Linked DNA regions of Homo sapiens: regions 1, 2, 3 and 4 are each linked to region 5. Evidence: chromatin contacts called from ENCODE Hi-C or POLR2A ChIA-PET data. All regions are on one chromosome and are shown on one strand. The core of a region is the stretch at or near the end of the contact, and the rest is flanking DNA. Distances in the headings are between cores, read along the strand shown.

What was found. Hi-C counts contacts between places; a loop is a spot of excess contacts on that map. ChIA-PET counts read pairs that join two places held with the same protein, here RNA polymerase II (POLR2A). Pooled maps may share reads with other maps.
Region 1: a loop to region 5 is called in a pooled map, with 3 times the contacts of the local background. The contact joins the enhancer-like site here to the promoter of SWI5 in region 5. A Hi-C loop is called at or near these places in 1 of 50 pooled maps. POLR2A ChIA-PET finds 5 or more read pairs at or near these places in 2 of 52 experiments (GM10248 and GM12878).
Region 2: a loop to region 5 is called in a pooled map, with 19 times the contacts of the local background. The contact joins the promoter of PTPA here to the promoter of SWI5 in region 5. A Hi-C loop is called at or near these places in 9 of 50 pooled maps. POLR2A ChIA-PET finds 5 or more read pairs at or near these places in 2 of 52 experiments (A549 and activated T-cell).
Region 3: a map of CD8-positive, alpha-beta T cell shows a loop between it and region 5 (4-fold over the local background). The contact joins the promoter of DOLK here to the promoter of SWI5 in region 5. A Hi-C loop is called at or near these places in 1 of 168 maps with a recorded cell type or tissue (CD8-positive, alpha-beta T cell), 4 of 37 single-sample maps with no recorded cell type and 10 of 50 pooled maps. POLR2A ChIA-PET finds 5 or more read pairs at or near these places in 3 of 52 experiments (GM10248, activated B cell and activated CD8-positive, alpha-beta memory T cell).
Region 4: a pooled map shows a loop between it and region 5 (7-fold over the local background). The contact joins the promoter of ENDOG here to the promoter of SWI5 in region 5. A Hi-C loop is called at or near these places in 11 of 50 pooled maps. POLR2A ChIA-PET finds 5 or more read pairs at or near these places in 3 of 52 experiments (T-cell, activated B cell and naive thymus-derived CD4-positive, alpha-beta T cell).

Annotation. Positions count from the first base shown.
Region 1 is chr9:129,068,326-129,071,616 of GRCh38, reverse strand. MIGA2 (mitoguardin 2) reads right to left here. Exons shown (of 16, transcript NM_001329990.2): 13 at 3,285-3,291; 14 at 2,488-2,541; 15 at 1,652-1,768; 16 at 1-1,370. The coding sequence ends at 1,164. Among named protein-coding and RNA genes, the nearest start is that of DOLPP1, 11 kb to the left of the region's middle. RefSeq lists enhancers at 1-773, 1,721-1,860. Within about 2 kb of position 2,041, at least 18 of the 41 ENCODE cell types and tissues checked have a DNase peak (open chromatin) inside an H3K27ac peak, as active enhancers do.
Region 2 is chr9:129,109,984-129,113,143 of GRCh38, reverse strand. It overlaps PTPA (protein phosphatase 2 phosphatase activator), which reads right to left and starts at 1,729. Exons shown (of 10, transcript NM_178000.3): 1 at 1,513-1,729. The coding sequence starts at 1,543. CRAT (carnitine O-acetyltransferase) reads left to right here and starts at 2,351. Exons shown (of 14, transcript NM_000755.5): 1 at 2,351-2,661. The coding sequence starts at 2,635. RefSeq lists silencers at 1,416-1,465, 2,156-2,595 and enhancers at 993-1,533, 1,466-1,745.
Region 3 is chr9:128,946,017-128,948,984 of GRCh38, reverse strand. It overlaps DOLK (dolichol kinase), which reads left to right and starts at 1,382. Exons shown (of 1, transcript NM_014908.4): 1 at 1,382-2,968. The coding sequence starts at 1,682. It overlaps NUP188 (nucleoporin 188), which reads right to left and starts at 1,286. Exons shown (of 44, transcript NM_015354.3): 1 at 1,234-1,286. The coding sequence starts at 1,265. RefSeq lists enhancers at 1,167-1,216, 936-1,497, 1,567-1,636, 1,498-2,059, 2,060-2,622.
Region 4 is chr9:128,817,006-128,820,344 of GRCh38, reverse strand. It overlaps ENDOG (endonuclease G), which reads right to left and starts at 1,845. Exons shown (of 3, transcript NM_004435.2): 1 at 1,160-1,845. The coding sequence starts at 1,660. KYAT1-SPOUT1 (KYAT1-SPOUT1 readthrough) reads left to right here. Exons shown (of 25, transcript NR_182311.1): 25 at 1-694. SPOUT1 (SPOUT domain containing methyltransferase 1) reads left to right here. Exons shown (of 12, transcript NM_016390.4): 12 at 1-694. RefSeq lists enhancers at 842-931, 882-1,447 and a silencer at 1,552-1,611.
Region 5 is chr9:128,274,712-128,277,682 of GRCh38, reverse strand. It overlaps SWI5 (SWI5 homologous recombination repair protein), which reads right to left and starts at 1,407. Exons shown (of 5, transcript NM_001318089.2): 1 at 1,281-1,407; 2 at 928-976. The coding sequence starts at 1,342. GOLGA2 (golgin A2) reads left to right here and starts at 1,676. Exons shown (of 27, transcript NM_001366244.2): 1 at 1,676-1,790. The coding sequence starts at 1,707. RefSeq lists enhancers at 1,173-1,302, 2,163-2,212 and a silencer at 1,903-2,012.

The DNA of each region.
Region 1 (3,291 bases), core at 792-3,291, 790 kb before region 5:
CTGGTCACAGGAGCCAGTCCTCTGACCTCCTGAGTGTGGAAACCCAGGAGGGGAGTGTGTTTCTCCTGCAGGCCTCTCAACCTGGAAAGGGCAGAGCCACAGCAGAACGCGTTGGGGCCACAGACACTCGCTCAGGTGAAGACACTGAGAAGACACTGCCGGGCTGACAGGACCCCGCGGCGGGGGGACGTCGCTGCTAACAGGACTCTCTGCAGGCCCAGGGGAGGCTCTGCCCCCATGAGGCCCCAGGAGCGTTTGTGCGTTGAACTGAAGGCAAAGTGCTGGGCAGTTTCTTGTCCTAATGAAGGTGGGGAAGCTGGTCCGGCCACATACATCCTCTGACCTCCCCCAAGTGGTCCCCGGGCCCACAGGTGACAGGGGCCTGAGCGATCCCTGGTCTGAGCCCCCAGCTCAGAGCCTAGCACCACCCAGGGAGGTCTGGGCTCATGGAAGGGGGATGGGCGGGGGCAGGAGGGCCCAGCCCCACCTCCGCCCGTCTTTGGTGGTGACAGAGGTGGGAGGAGAAAAGACGATCTTTGGTAGGGCGAGGGAATGTCAAAGGACACTGTCAAGGGCCCAGTTCCTGCTCAGAAGAGAGCACAGGAGTGGGAGGCCCACCTCTGCCCCATCTCTGGATGGCCCAGGCCTGCTGCCCACTAAGGTGGCCCCACTCTCCTTCTCTGGAGTTGCAAACTCTCTGAGAAGGCGGTTGAGGTGGGGAGGGCATCAGGACAGGCCAGCTGGATGCTGAGACCATATAGCCACAGGTGGCTTCTAGCTCAGGACACTGTGACCTTCACCACAGGGCTCTAGGCCCCATCCTTCACCTCCACCCTCCCAGCACCCTTGTCAGCAGCCCTGGAGCGATGGGAGGTTTTGGGGTCCCCCACCTGGGGCATCCTGGCTCTGCCTGTCCCAATTCTCCACAACAACCCCCTCTCTCACAGCCTTTCTCTCCCACAGGCCCCACTGGTCCTGGCCTCTGCTTCCCCCAGGAACCGTTCTTCTCCATGGAAATGTCCCCTCTGGGCCTTGGGGACTCCCAGATGATGGGGGTGGGGCAAAGTCAGGGGCAACGGCCCTCAGCCACCACAGCTGTCAGATACCAACCCAGGGAAGGGAGGAGGAGCCTTCTCTCTGCCACCCCCCAGCCCGTGCCGCCTCTACTGCAGCTCCCCCAGGGGCCCATTCTCTCGGGGCAGCGCCCCATTCACGCCTGCGCTGCTGGCCGCGGGCACCCCCAGGTACCCCAGCAATATCTCGCTGCGGCGCCGGGACAGCTGCAGGATGTCGTCTGCCAGCGCGGGCAGTGACGTGTAGCGCACATTGTCCAGGTCGAACATGTCCCTCAGGTACTGCACAATCTGGTGCTGGGGGAGCAGGGCTGGTGTCAGGCCTGGCCCAGCCACTGCCCACCATGATGCCCCCCAGGTTACCTGAAGTCCCCTTGTCCACCACCAGAGCCCCAGCCGGTCCTTTCCATCCCCAGGCTCCTCCCTCCCACTGCTTCCTCTGGACCCATGTGGGTCTGGCTCTGCCCTCTCTCTGGGAGCAGGCCCAGGCCCAGGCCCTCATCCCATTCCTGGCACCTCCCAGGGCGCCTGTGCTCAGGGCAAGGGTCAGGAAAGAACGAGAACTGCTCTCTGTTTACCTTGAAGAAAGCACAGACTTCAGCAAGCTGAGGCTTGGGTCCAAGGAAGCCGAAGGCTAGGACAGGGCTCACATGCTCCGATACGGAGTAGAAATGGGAGATGAAGCCATCAGGCACCTGCGGTGGGCACAAGGCTGAGGGGCCAGGCGGGGCCCAGGTAGGATGAGGGCACCAGGCCCAGGTGTCGCATAAAGGGCTGGGCTTTAGAGGTCGCCCCAGCTCATGTACTTTCCTGCTAGATGACCCTGGGCAGTGACTCAAGCTTTCGAAGCCCATTTTAACTTCTGCAGACAGGGTAACCATGGGCCGCTGTGAGTACTGCAAGAGGTGGGGCCATAGTGGCTCCGCGGGAAGTGCCTGGAGCACGTGGCCACGGCAGCTGGTATCAGCTAGGCAACAGAGCCTGGCCCGCAGAGGGGAACGACAAACCACAGGCCAGATAGCACAGCCAGTCGCTGCCTGGGAGCGGAGATTACAGGGGCCTGACTGGGGCGGGGAAAGGGCAGGAGGGACAGGGCTCTGCTTGCTCCTGGGTATCCTGCCCCCACCGAGACGCCTGCACCAGGCCAGCTGCCAGCCCTGTGGCCACTACCCTAGGGTATCCGTTCCCCTCCCCAGTGGCCTGCTCTGTGCTGGGCCTGGGGAGGAGAGGAAGTGGGTCTACACGAGCCTCCAGGGAGCTCCTGGCACAGGGAGAGGTAACGGCGGAACAAGGGGGCCAGGACTGTGAGCGGTGAAGGCCAAGTGGCCCAGCGAGCCACCCTGCACCCGCTCCGCTCCCCACCACGCTGCCTCAGAGCCCAGCTCGTGCTCCCCCGGGCCTGCCAGTCACTCACCATCAGCAGCCTCCTCTTGGCTTTCAGGACCGACCAGCAAGCAGTGGCCAAGGCCTACATCAAAAATAGGATGTCCCCCGGGTGTCAAAATGGGCCTAGCCCACAGCCCCTCGCCCTCTGCCAGCCCAGCACCAAGCCCTTAAACCCAGCTCACCCCACTCCAAGCAGGAAGATGGGGCCAGGTGCCTAAGCTCTGCTGCTTCCTCCTCTGATTTTGGACTCAGACATACCTAAACTTGAATCTTGACTCTAATCTTACTGCTGGATCTTCTCTGAGCCTCGGTCTCCTCTTCTGTAAAGGGGCACAACACAGCACTCCCACCTCCTTTGGTGGTTGTGGGAGCAATGGTTCCCGCCTGTAAACCACCTCGCAGAAGCCTGGGCCCAGGCAGCACAGCCCGGCTGCTGGAGCGTTACTGCTTGCCTTCCTGGGGGTCCTGTGCTGGGTTGTCTCTCACTCTGTGCCTTTTTTTCCTTTTGGTTTTGCTTTCCCCTCTTTTAACTTGATTTAACAGGATGCATTAAAATGGAATCGAATTCATACCAGCACAAAAGTAAAACCACACAATAGGAAGAAAGCGCACACCATGTTGGTTCTAAACTGGGGCACCAGGCAGCAACGGGGCACCCTGGAGGCTTCTCCAGGGCAGACTCTGGTCTCCCAGGCCTGGCAGCCGCGGATCTAGGGGGTGGGGGCCCAGCCCTGGTGCCAGTGCTAGGGACAGAGGGGACGGAGCCAGGCAACCACACGGGCTGATGTGAGCAAGTGTGGGTCTGAGAGCAGGGCAGTGACCCACCGTCTCC
Region 2 (3,160 bases), core at 480-2,979, 840 kb before region 5:
TCAGCCTGGGGGACAGAGTGAGACACTGTCTCAAAAAAAAGAAACACAAAACCATTATGAGATTTTTTTTTTTGCGACTTTTTTTTTAGCTCATCAGCCATCGTTAGTGTTAGTGTATTTTATGTGTGACCCAAGACAATTCTGCTTCCAATGTGGCTTAGAGAAGCCAAAAGAGTGGACACCCCGGTTTTTTTTTTGGGGGGTGACGGAGTTTCACTCTTGTTGTCCAGGCTGGAGTGCAATGCCGCGATCTCAGCTCACCGCAACCTCTGCTTCCCAGGTTCAAGCGATTCTCCTGCCTCATCCTCCCTAGTAGTTGGGATTACGGGCGTGTGTCACCACGCCCGGCTAATTTTGTATTTTTAGAAGAGACGGAGTTTCTCCATGTTGGTCAGGCTGGTCTCGAACTCCCGACCTCAGGTGATCAGCCCGCCTCGGCCTCCCAAAGTGCTGGGATTACGGGCATGAGCCACCGCGCCTGGCCTGGACATCCTTGTTCTAAGGGCACACACCCAGAGGTTTTGTACAAAATAAATGTCTGGTTTTGAATGTCCTAAGAAACGGAACCCAGCTCTTTGTTCACCTCTTTTGTGGGGCATGGAGGGGATGCCTTTTCTGATTTTCAACATTTCTCCCTCCTGAGACCTTCCCAGGGACCCCAACATTGGAGACAGGATAGCAAGAATATCAAATGCTTTCAAAACATTAGCTGTGTTTGGTCGGCCAACCTATTTGCCTCTGTCGGGAATGTAAAAGTTATCTATGGCCAGTCCTTCTTAGTTCAAGGTAGGTCGGCAAACAGCCTTCTCCTTCTGCACAAAAAGGGTCTCTAAGATCCTTCCGTAGCACCTCCATCCCAGTTATTTAAGATGAACTAAAAAGAGGCTACAAGGTAAATAAGAGTTACCGAAGGAGATGCCGGAGAGACTAACCTCCTTGCACAACCAGCCTTTTAAAATTAGGGATTTAGACACCACGGGCAGTTTCCCTCAATAAATTCTCAGGCACTGGAACCAGAGAGTAGGAGGATGAGGGGTGAGCAGGACGCGGAGGCCGAAACTGGAGGCGAGGCGGGCGCAGGCCCACGGAGCACCACCCCATCCCCTAAGCAGCGACTAATAAAGACGGCAGCCTCCGGAATCACTTTCGCCCCCCTCCCTGGCAGCTTCCCCACCGAGTCAGCAGCTTACTTAAGCACGCGCTGCCCAGAGATGCAAAAGGCCCCCTTATGACCACGGCGCTGCCCACCCAGCATTCGGGCAGCCTGGACTCCCACAAAACCCAGAGTTGCGCCCCAATCACCACCCCTTTGCAGCCCCTGGTTCCCTCCCCAGCGGCGCCCCACCACCCACCTCTCCCCTAAGGCCATTCAACTCAGTCCCTCCTCGGGGCCCCTCAGCTTTTGCCCCTCCAGTTCCTCCGTGTCATGACTCTCGCCCTCCTGAGCCTCCCACACCTGGCACCGCCCCCACCCTACCCGACCCCGGCCCGGCCTGGCCCCGCCGGCCTTACCTGGCGGCGGCTGCCGCTCGCCCTCAGCCATCTTGCTCCGGCCAGGAGCCGACCCGGATGCTTGCAGTCCCCTCTCGCCTTTCACTCTTGCACCCACCCTTCCTCTCCCCGGCTCCACCAAAGGCTCCGAGCTTCCTGAAGACAAGTGAGCGCCGGCCGGCTATAACCGAAAACCGAGAGTTAAAGTCACCACAGCGAAGACGGCCGCCATGTCGGTGCGGGGCGCTCAGGGAGCAAGCCTATTAACGGCCGGCGCGCGGCGGACGCGCGGAACCGGGCGACGGCCATGTCAGTGCGGGGCGCGCGGGGCGCATGCGCGCCAACGGCCGCCAAGCGCTAGGACCGCTCACGGCCGCCCGAACGTCGGGCGCCGCGACTGCCACGATTGTGCGGGGCGTCAAGTTTGGGTTGTGCTCAGCCATGTTTTTCCGGGACAGTCTCCTGTCCCGGAGTACCACCTGTCATCTTTGTGGGTGGTACTGACCCTAACCCAAGGAATATTAGAGGACATTCCCCGGTCAACATGGTTGTGTTTTCCTATCACTCTAAGAGTTAGGCTCAAGGACACCAGACGGAGTTGGAAAGGTGCACACCACTACCTCCAACAGCTTAGAAGACATGTGGGGACAGGGGAGAGACAGCTGGACGGTGACCTCCTCCTTCCTCCTCCACAGGTCTCAATGACTCGCCCTCGGCCCTGCCCCTCTGTCCCCGCCCGCCGTGGTCCCGCCCCCGACTCGCAGCCAGCCTACTGCGACCCGCTACCGGGCGACGCCCCGCCCCTCCGTCCCCGCCCCTCCTGTCCCTCCTCAAGGAGACTCCGCCCCATCGATGCCCCGTCCCCGCCCCACAGCCAACCTCCCGGGCACCGTTGCCCGCCCGGGGCCCGCTACCGGCCCAGGCCCCGCCTCGCGAGTCCTCCTCCCCGGGTGCCTTCCCGCAGCCCGCTCGGCCCAGAGGGTGGGCGCGGGGCTGCCTCTACCGGCTGGCGGCTGTAACTCAGCGACCTTGGCCCGAAGGCTCTAGCAAGGACCCACCGACCCCAGCCGCGGCGGCGGCGGCGCGGACTTTGCCCGGTGTGTGGGGCGGAGCGGACTGCGTGTCCGCGGACGGGCAGCGAAGATGTTAGCCTTCGCTGCCAGGACCGTGGTGAGTGCGGCGGATCCCGGGCCTGAGGGCCCTGGACGGCCTGGGCGGGCCGTGCGGTTGCGTCCGGGAACGGAGACCGCGTCCTGCGGCCGCTGTTCGACCCGGCCTCCAGCTGATGGGGTGGGGTCAGGCGGGCGTCCCAGGTTTGGCAGAGCAGGAGATTGGGGCGCAAGGTCAGAAGCGGGATTAAACCCACGTCCTGGAGCATTCAGTTCCAACGACCCAGGAAAGACAAGGGGGACCCCGGCTTCAGTTAGCACCCCCACCCTTAGACCCAGAGACAGGCCGGTAGGGGAGAGAGACCAGGAGCATCCAGACCCTAGCTCACTCTCCCAGTTATTCTCCGATTGACACACCCGTCGCACGCTTAGGCCAGAGCCACTCCTCCGACCCTGTCCAGTTGGTCACACTCCTTTGGTTTATCAGACGGTCCCTGGGGAATTGTGTGTGGCCAGAGAAACACGCGGAGGCATCAAGCTAGAAAGGCCTCAGAACTGGC
Region 3 (2,968 bases), core at 133-2,632, 670 kb before region 5:
GGGAGGTCGAGGCGGGCGGATCATGAGGTCAGAAGATCGAGACCATCCTGGCTAACACAGTGAAACCCTGTCTCTACTGAAAATACAAAAAATTAGCCAGGCGTTGTGGCGGGTGCCTGTATCCCCAGCTACTTGGGAGGCTGAGGCAGGAGAATGGCATGAACCCGGGAGACAGAGCTTGCAGTGAGCCGAGATCGTGCCATTGCACTCCAGCCTGGGCGACAGAGCGAGACTCCGTCTCAAAAAAAAAAAAAAAAAAAAAAAAAAAAAAAAGTGGGGAAAACACTGCTGGCACAGGGAAGGATAAGAGACGGGGATGTTTAACTTTGAGGGAGGGTGGTGGGAAGAACGAAGACCTTCGAGCTGCAATGTGGAAGACAGAAGGAGGCGTGGTGGTCTGGTTATAGCACTGGAGGTACGCAGACTTCAGCTTGAAGGCTCTCTTTATCACTTGGCTAGCTCTGAGCCGGACTTCTGAGTCATCTGTGAAATAGAAGGCGCCTCTCGGAGTTGCGAGAATTGAATGAGATAACTCCTGGGAAGCGCTCCACCAGGGTCTGACGCTAGAAAGCACTTTGTCAGAATTGTAGTTTTCGTATATAATATTTCATCTTCTTGTCCCTAAAGCCTAGTTCAATCCCTGAAATCTCTTGGAGGATTTGGACATGCTGGCTGACTTGATTCAGTGCAAGAAAAGAACGATACGAGGCGCGGAGAGGACAGAAGCCGCAAGCGTGGCTCCGCTCAACGCGAAACAAAATCCTAACAAGAACAGATCGCGGGAGAGGTCGGGGAGCCAGCAGGGCGCACTCGACGCCGGGGCAGGACACTGGGAGCCTGCAGCAGGGACGTGGGTGGGGGGTACCCCAGGAGACCGCAAAGCTCCCCGTGGCTCGAGGGAGCGTCACGGCCGGAGAAGGAAGCGCGGGTGGGGCGCCAAGAGACGCGTCGGAGGTGAGAGAGGAGGAAGGCAAAGGGCCCTGGGTGAGGAGATGGGAGGCCGAGCGCGGAGGGAAGGGGTGAAGAGCCGGCCCCCCTCCTGAAGAAGACTCTTCAGATCCCCGCGCGCGGGGACCGTTTGGACGTAACCGCCTCCCGTCTCGGTGCCCGTCCATCCAGCCGGGGTTGGCCCTGCCACTGTCGCCACATCCCGCCTCCAATTCCCGCCCCGCTTCCGCTCGGCTTTGACACCGCGCTTCACAGCCACCCCGGTCCATTCGACCCGCTCCGCACCTCACACACGGCCCGCCGGCGGCCGCCGCCATCTTCGCGCGCCCGCTCGCCCTAACCCCGCCCCCAGACGCCATGCCCACGTGACCGCTCGCCCCCGGACCCGGAGCGTGGGCGGGGATTTCGTCACGTGACGTTGCCGCGGGGCGGTGCCAAGATGGCGAGGCCCAAAGAGGTGAGGAGCCGGCAGCGGGGGCGGCTGTAACTGTGAGGAAGGCTGCAGAGTGGCGACGTCTACGCCGTAGGTTGGAGGCTGTGGGGGGTGGCCGGGCGCCAGCTCCCAGGCCGCAGAAGTGACCTGCGGTGGAGTTCCCTCCTCGCTGCTGGAGAACGGAGGGAGAAGGTTGCTGGCCGGGTGAAAGTGCCTCCCTCTGCTTGACGGGGCTGAGGGGCCCGAAGTCTAGGGCGTCCGTAGTCGCCCCGGCCTCCGTGAAGCCCCAGGTCTAGAGATATGACCCGAGAGTGCCCATCTCCGGCCCCGGGGCCTGGGGCTCCGCTGAGTGGATCGGTGCTGGCAGAGGCGGCAGTAGTGTTTGCAGTGGTGCTGAGCATCCACGCAACCGTATGGGACCGATACTCGTGGTGCGCCGTGGCCCTCGCAGTGCAGGCCTTCTACGTCCAATACAAGTGGGACCGGCTGCTACAGCAGGGAAGCGCCGTCTTCCAGTTCCGAATGTCCGCAAACAGTGGCCTATTGCCCGCCTCCATGGTCATGCCTTTGCTTGGACTAGTCATGAAGGAGCGGTGCCAGACTGCTGGGAACCCGTTCTTTGAGCGTTTTGGCATTGTGGTGGCAGCCACTGGCATGGCAGTGGCCCTCTTCTCATCAGTGTTGGCGCTCGGCATCACTCGCCCAGTGCCAACCAACACTTGTGTCATCTTGGGCTTGGCTGGAGGTGTTATCATTTATATCATGAAGCACTCGTTGAGCGTGGGGGAGGTGATCGAAGTCCTGGAAGTCCTTCTGATCTTCGTTTATCTCAACATGATCCTGCTGTACCTGCTGCCCCGCTGCTTCACCCCTGGTGAGGCACTGCTGGTATTGGGTGGCATTAGCTTTGTCCTCAACCAGCTCATCAAGCGCTCTCTGACACTGGTGGAAAGTCAGGGGGACCCAGTGGACTTCTTCCTGCTGGTGGTGGTAGTAGGGATGGTACTCATGGGCATTTTCTTCAGCACTCTGTTTGTCTTCATGGACTCAGGCACCTGGGCCTCCTCCATCTTCTTCCACCTCATGACCTGTGTGCTGAGCCTTGGTGTGGTCCTACCCTGGCTGCACCGGCTCATCCGCAGGAATCCCCTGCTCTGGCTTCTTCAGTTTCTCTTCCAGACAGACACCCGCATCTACCTCCTAGCCTATTGGTCTCTGCTGGCCACCTTGGCCTGCCTGGTGGTGCTGTACCAGAATGCCAAGCGGTCATCTTCCGAGTCCAAGAAGCACCAGGCCCCCACCATCGCCCGAAAGTATTTCCACCTCATTGTGGTAGCCACCTACATCCCAGGTATCATCTTTGACCGGCCACTGCTCTATGTAGCCGCCACTGTATGCCTGGCGGTCTTCATCTTCCTGGAGTATGTGCGCTACTTCCGCATCAAGCCTTTGGGTCACACTCTACGGAGCTTCCTGTCCCTTTTTCTGGATGAACGAGACAGTGGACCACTCATTCTGACACACATCTACCTGCTCCTGGGCATGTCTCTTCCCATCTGGCTGATCCCCAGACCCTGCACACAGAAG
Region 4 (3,339 bases), core at 596-3,095, 540 kb before region 5:
ATGAATCGACCTCCATCCTGAGCTCTCCAGGCCTGGGACAATGGAAAGTGGATAGGGGGCTGTCTTCCCAGAAGGAAGCTGGGTCAGAGGTTGGTGCCCCATGGGCTCCACCCAGAGCCCCATGGCAGTCTCCATCCATTGGTGCCAGGACCTGCTGGGAACAGGCTGAGAGGGTGGTTGGCCCAGTGCACAGTGCCTGGCACTAACAACCTGATCGTGGGCCAGGTGTCTGCCTCGAAACTGCCTGAAGGCAGGCAGGGTAGGACAATGTCTGGAGGCTCACGGTTTTATAGACTAGGGGTCCCCAACCCCTGGGCTACAGACCGGTACCAGAACCGGGCCACACAGCAGGAGGTGAGCAGCAGGCGAGCAAGGGAAGCTTCATCTGTATTTACAGCCACCCCCCCATTGATCCCACAGCAGCCTGAGCTCCGCCTCCTGTCAGATCAGTGGCGGCTGGAGATTGTCATAGGAGCTGGAACCCTATGGTGAACTGCGCATGTGAGGAGGTTGCGCGCTTCTTTTGAAAACCTAATGCCTGATCTGTCGTTGTTGCCCATCACCTCCAGATAGGACTGTCTAGTTGCAGGAAAACAAGCTCAGGGCTCCCACGGATCCTACATTACTGTGAGTTGTATATTTCACTATATGTTACAATGTAATAATAATAGAAATAAAATGTACATAAATGTAACGCACTTGAATTATCCTGAAACCCGCCCTCACCCACCAAGCCGTGGAAAAACTGTCTTCCACGAAACCGCACCCTGGTGCCCAATAGGTTGGGCGCTGCGGTTCTACAACAGACAGCCTTCTTCTGCTGTGTGACACTGTGCCCGTCACTTTGCCTCTGTGAGCCTCAGCGCCTCATCACTACCGCAGGAGGAAGGTGAATAACGGTATTATCCCCATTTTTTTGACGAGGAAAGCGACGCTCAGGGAGGTGCCCAGGGTTCGCAGTTGAAGCTCAAGCCCTGGTCGGCCTGCAGACCCTGTGCCTGGAGCCCAGTGCTCCTCCCTCCCGCCACGGGATGTCACTGCGATGCCTGACCGGGGGCGCGTTGGGCAGCTGCCCCGTTCTGCAGAAGAACAAACCGAGGCCCCGCGAGGCCAGGCGCCGGCCCCGCATTCCGCGACCGGCCCGGGGCGCGGGCGCTACCTGGGGCGCGACGTTGCTCAGGTAGAACGTGTCGTCCATGGCCTTCTGGCTCCAGCGGTGGTTGGCGGCGGCGGCCAGGTGACCGCGGTCGAAGCCACTGCCGCGGTAGTCGGCGTTGGTGGCACGGTGGTACGCGTGCACCGAGTCGTCCTCGCGGAAGTCGCACTCGCGCCGGTCGCCGTCGCCGCGGAGACGCTCGGGTCGCAGCTGCTCCACCACCCAGAGCGCGCCGCGGGTGCGCGGGTCGTAGCACAGCACGTACGACTCGCGGCTCTTGAGCTGCGCCAGCCCCGGCAGCCCGTACTTGGCCAGCTCGCCCGGGCCGCGGGGTCCCCCGGGCACAGGGGGCAACTCGGCTGCCGCCGCCACGGGCAGCACGGGCAGCCGGCCCAGCAGTCCCGGCGCCGCCCGCGCGTCCTCCCGCCGCCGCCGCCAGCCCTCGACGACCGCACCCAGCCCCGCGCCCGACGCCAGGGTCAGGCCGGCCCGCAGCGCCCGCATGGCCGGGGAGCGACCTAGCGGCGGGCGACCCGCGAGGCTCTTAAAGGAGCCGCGTCGCGGGATCCAACGAGGGCACAGGGCTGCTGGGGCCGCGGACGATAGCGTGACCTCCCTTCCACTCACAAACACTGCCAAGGGCTTGGGCCTCGGAACCCAGAAGGGAGCAGCAGAGCCCAACCGGGTGTCCCCGGCGTCCTTTCTTTGCGCATTTAAGACGCCGGTATGAGGGGCGTGGCATCGTCGCCTCAGCTCGCGATTGGCCACCATCAGGCCTGGCTCCGCACCCGCCTCGCAGGCCCCCTGCTGGTCGTGGGGTGGGAGACACTCTCTCCTCTGCGCCTGCGCAGGGAGCTCCTGCTTAATACGCTCCGCGGAAGGGTCAAGCACTGTCGAAAGCTTTTACTGTCACTGCTTAGTCTCACCCTCTACACCGCTCGGAGAGTGAGCTCCTAGTTCGCAGAGCAGGCACAGGGCCCCAGGTATATCTGGCCCTAGGCTATCCTCCATGACACCATAAAATAAGCCCCGCAATTCTACCAGATTGGCAAAGGTTTCTTTTTTTTTTTTTTTTTTTTTGAGACGGAGTTTCGCTCTGGTCGCCCAGACTCGAGTGCAATGGCGTGATCTCGGCTCACTGCAACCTCCGCCTCACAGGTTCAAGCGATTCTCCTGCTTCAGCCTCCCAAGTAGCTGGGATTACAGGCATGCGCCACCACGCCCGGCTAATTTTGTATCTTTAGTAGAGACAGGGTTTCTCCATGTTGGTCAGGCTGGTCTCAAACTCCCGACCTCAGGCGATCCGCCGGCCTCGGCCTCCCAAAGTGTTGGCATTACAGGCGTGAGCCACCGCGCCCGGCCCAGATTGGCAAAGATTTTAATTAACAGCAGTTTGAGGACAAGGATGCAGACGGCTGATGCTGGCTGCTGGCTGGAACAGAAACCTGGGGCGAATATTCCAAAAAACAGCTTGACAGTACAGTACAAGCGAAGCCTTAAAAAGGTTCATACCGTTCAACCCACGCAGAGGGCTGAGCTGGGGAAATCTCGGGAATGCAAGGATCTCGAACGCAAATATTCACCAGAGTATTACACTGCCGGCAGGAATAAGCAAAATATTCAGAAATATGGACTGGTTAAGGACTTTTATTTTTTGAGACGGAGTCTCACTCTATTGCCCAGGCTGGAGTGCAATGGCGTGATCTCCGCGCAGTGGAACCTCTGCCTCCCAGGTTCAAGTGATTCTCCTGCCTCAGCCTCTGAAGTAGCTGGGATTACAGGCGCGCACCACCAGGCCCAGCTAATTTTTTTTTTTTTTTGAGACGGAGTCTCGCTCTGTCGCCCAGGCTCACTGCAACCTCCGCCTCCTTGGTTCAAGCGATTCTCGTGCCTCGGCCTCCTGAGTAGCTGGGACTACAGGCGCGCGCCACCACGCCCAGCTAATTTTTGTACTTTTAGTAAAGAATGGGTTTCACCATGTTGGCCAGGCTGGTCTCGAACTAACTCCTGACCTTGTGATCCACCCACCTTGGCCTCCCAAAGTGCTGGGGTTATAGACATGGGCCACCCAACCCAGCCACTCTTAGCATTTTTTTTTCCTTTAAGGAAAATAAGGTCTTGTGCTGTCACCCACACGGAGTGCAGTGGCAAGATCACAGTTCACTGCAGCCTTGACCTCCTGG
Region 5 (2,971 bases), core at 158-2,657:
CCTGGAATTATTTTTTTGCCTGTGGCTCCTGGAGGGCAGGGGGCTATCTGGCATACACCTGCATTGCAGCAGTTGCTAAATCAATGAACAAATACCAAGTCTTTCCCGATCTAACTTCTTTTTTGTTTTTGAGACTTGTCTAGCTCTGTTGTCCAGGCTGGAGTGCAGTGGTGCAATCTCGGCTTACTGCAACCTCCACCTTCCGGGTTCAAGCAATTCTCCTGCCTCAGCCTCCTGAGTAGTTGGGATTACAGGCCTGCACCACCACGCTCGGCTGATTTTTTTGTATTTTTAGTAGAGACAGGGTTTCATCATGTTGGGCAGGCTGGTCTTGAACTCCTGACCTCAAATGATCTGCCCGCCTCAGCCTCCCAAAGTGCTGGGATTACAGGTGTGAGCCACTGCACCCGGCCCTCACGATCTACCTTAAGAGTGGTGGTAGTTGTAGTGGCAACTCCATCTGGGGGATGAGAGAAGGAGTAGGCTGCGTTTTGGGGGTGGCTTGCCAGCGAAGAGGAGAGACTATTAGCAACGAAAGGAGTGGCCAGGGTGAACGCCAAGCATTTTCCTGACTGGGGAGCTATGGGTTTGTTTAAAGGCAGGGCTGGGTGAGGGGTGAAAAGAGCGAGGAGGAGAGATGGCTGGTGCTGGACTGGAGTGAAAGGCATCTGAGGAGCCAGGAGACAGGATGGGGAGGGAGAGGAGTTAGCCTAGGACAGGACAGGATAACACTTCTTTGAAGACTGGCGGGCATGAGGAAAGGAAGGGGAGGGATTCGGGAATGACCTGGCGGTTCTCAGTCGACTGGGAGAAGATATGGAAGAGGGCCAAGCGGGGATTGGCTGCTGTTGGGATGGGGAGTGGGGCCGGGAGCGCACAAGGGAAGGTCGAGGATGGGAAAGGGGGTGTGGGGGAAGAAATACTCACAGGGGATCGGAAGGCCCCGCGGCAACTTCGGGTAAGTCTTGGTTCAGTCCTAGAGAGGAATCCGAGGGGAAAGTCTGATTGGACCCACAGCCCGCTGTGAGGACGGGGTACTGTGGGGATGCGGGAGGAGGAGCAGTTGGGAAGTAGGAGCGCCAGGGACTGGATCCATCTGGAAAGGGGGCAGACACGCTCTCAGGATCAGGGTAGAGACCCTCTAGGAAGGGGGCGTTCTGAGACGGGGGTTGTCTGGAGCACTGGATGGGAGTCTTTGGAGGTGATTTCTGGGAAGGGAGAGTCTGGGGCAGGGCTGTGAGGAGTCAGGAAAGAAACTGTGGAGTCCGTTCCTCGCCCACCTCCTGAGCCCTGGGGTCCGAGGCCCCCGGATCAGGGGGTTCAATGGCGCAAGAGGGTCCAGCGCGGGAGTCGGAGAGCGACCTCTCAGGTGCACCGGGCCAGGAACTCTGACCCGGAGTGTGAACTGGCGCACAGAAAGCTGCGCGCGCACCCAAGGAAAGCCGGCCCCGCCCCTCTCCCGAGGTGGGCGGGGACAGCGGTTGCGTGCGCAGCTTTTGTTGTGACGCCACAGGTCCCTCTGGCCACGCCGCTGCATAGCCACGCCCCCTTCCGCTTCATATTTCTCATTGACCAATGGGCTTTGATCTTTGAGGCCACGCCCCCATTCTGCGCTCCAGTATCGCCCTGGTTACGCCTCCTCTGGCTCCGTCGCACAGCTGCGCGGTGGCTGACTGACTTCCGCAGTGGTTGCCGGGATCGCGCTGATGTGGCCCCAACCCCGCCTCCCTCCCCGCCCCGCGATGTCGGAAGAAACCCGACAGAGCAAATTGGCCGCAGCGAAGAAAAAGGTAAAGTGCACCGGGTCGCGGCCCCCCGACCCAGCCCCAGCCCCACTCCGATGGCAGGACCATGGCCAGAGTCTCTGCCACTCCTGAGGCACACCGGGCTGGGCTCCCCACGGCGCGTCCGGGCTCCCTCCACCAAAGTCTTGTCAGCCAGCCCCGCCCCCTCAGCCGCCCAGCCCCCGCCCTCGCCAGTCGCCCCCGGGTGACTTTGGGCTGGTGCTCCCGGGGCTCCCCGCTCCAGACTCGGCCCTCACCTCCTGCCCCCCGAAGTCCGACCTCCCTGGGCTCTTTGGGCTGGCGTCTCCAAGGACCTAGGACCCCAGCAATTCAGCCCCTGCCCTCGCCAGTGACTTTGGGCCCGTGACTCCCGGGGCCCCCCGCTCCAGACTCGACCCTCACCTCCTGCCGCCCCAAACCGGACCTCCCGGGGTTCTTTGGTCTCGGGTCTCCAAGGACCTGGGTCCTGGCCCTGCGGTCCCCTCCCCCATCGCGGAGCGGCGACTTGGACGTCGCGCTGATGTTCCCCCTAGGAGTGGAATGTAGTGACGTCACAATCCCCCTCGGAACCGTAATTAGTTGCGCGAGACCAGTCTTTGATCTTAGGACCCAGTCCCCTAAGTGTTCTCATCCCGCTTCTGGTTCCTCTGGTCACAGCATAAATTTCCAGCTGGAAGGGGATTGGGGACTATGGGACCTAGGAGGGAGAGGTTTCAGGCTGCCTTACACCCTTAACATAGACATTGACAGTGTGAAAAGCCTACACTTCACCCGTGAACTGAAAACATTGGCAGTATCTCTGGGTGGCAATGTGAGAACGGGATTGGTTTGGTTTTCCCCCAGGCTTCTACTCTCCAGAGAGACTTTAACATTTTTTTCTGACTTCTCCACCTCATATTCGAATTCTCCATGGTTCTGGGACCAGAGTGCCCTTCAGTGGTCTCTGGAATGAGATCTGCTTATCTTCTGTGGAACAGGTCTTGGGAAACTGAACTTGACAGCTTGAATCTTCCTCATATCATCTCAACCTGGGGTACTTGGAGTGCCACAGGATAAATACGGGGCATCTTTCTGAAGCATCAGTCTCCCTTTATTCTCTTGAGAGAGAAAAAACATTAATGTACTTAGGGATGACAGTCACATAAATTTCTAAGAGTATACCAGACTTTTCTCTGAAATGAGGCTTG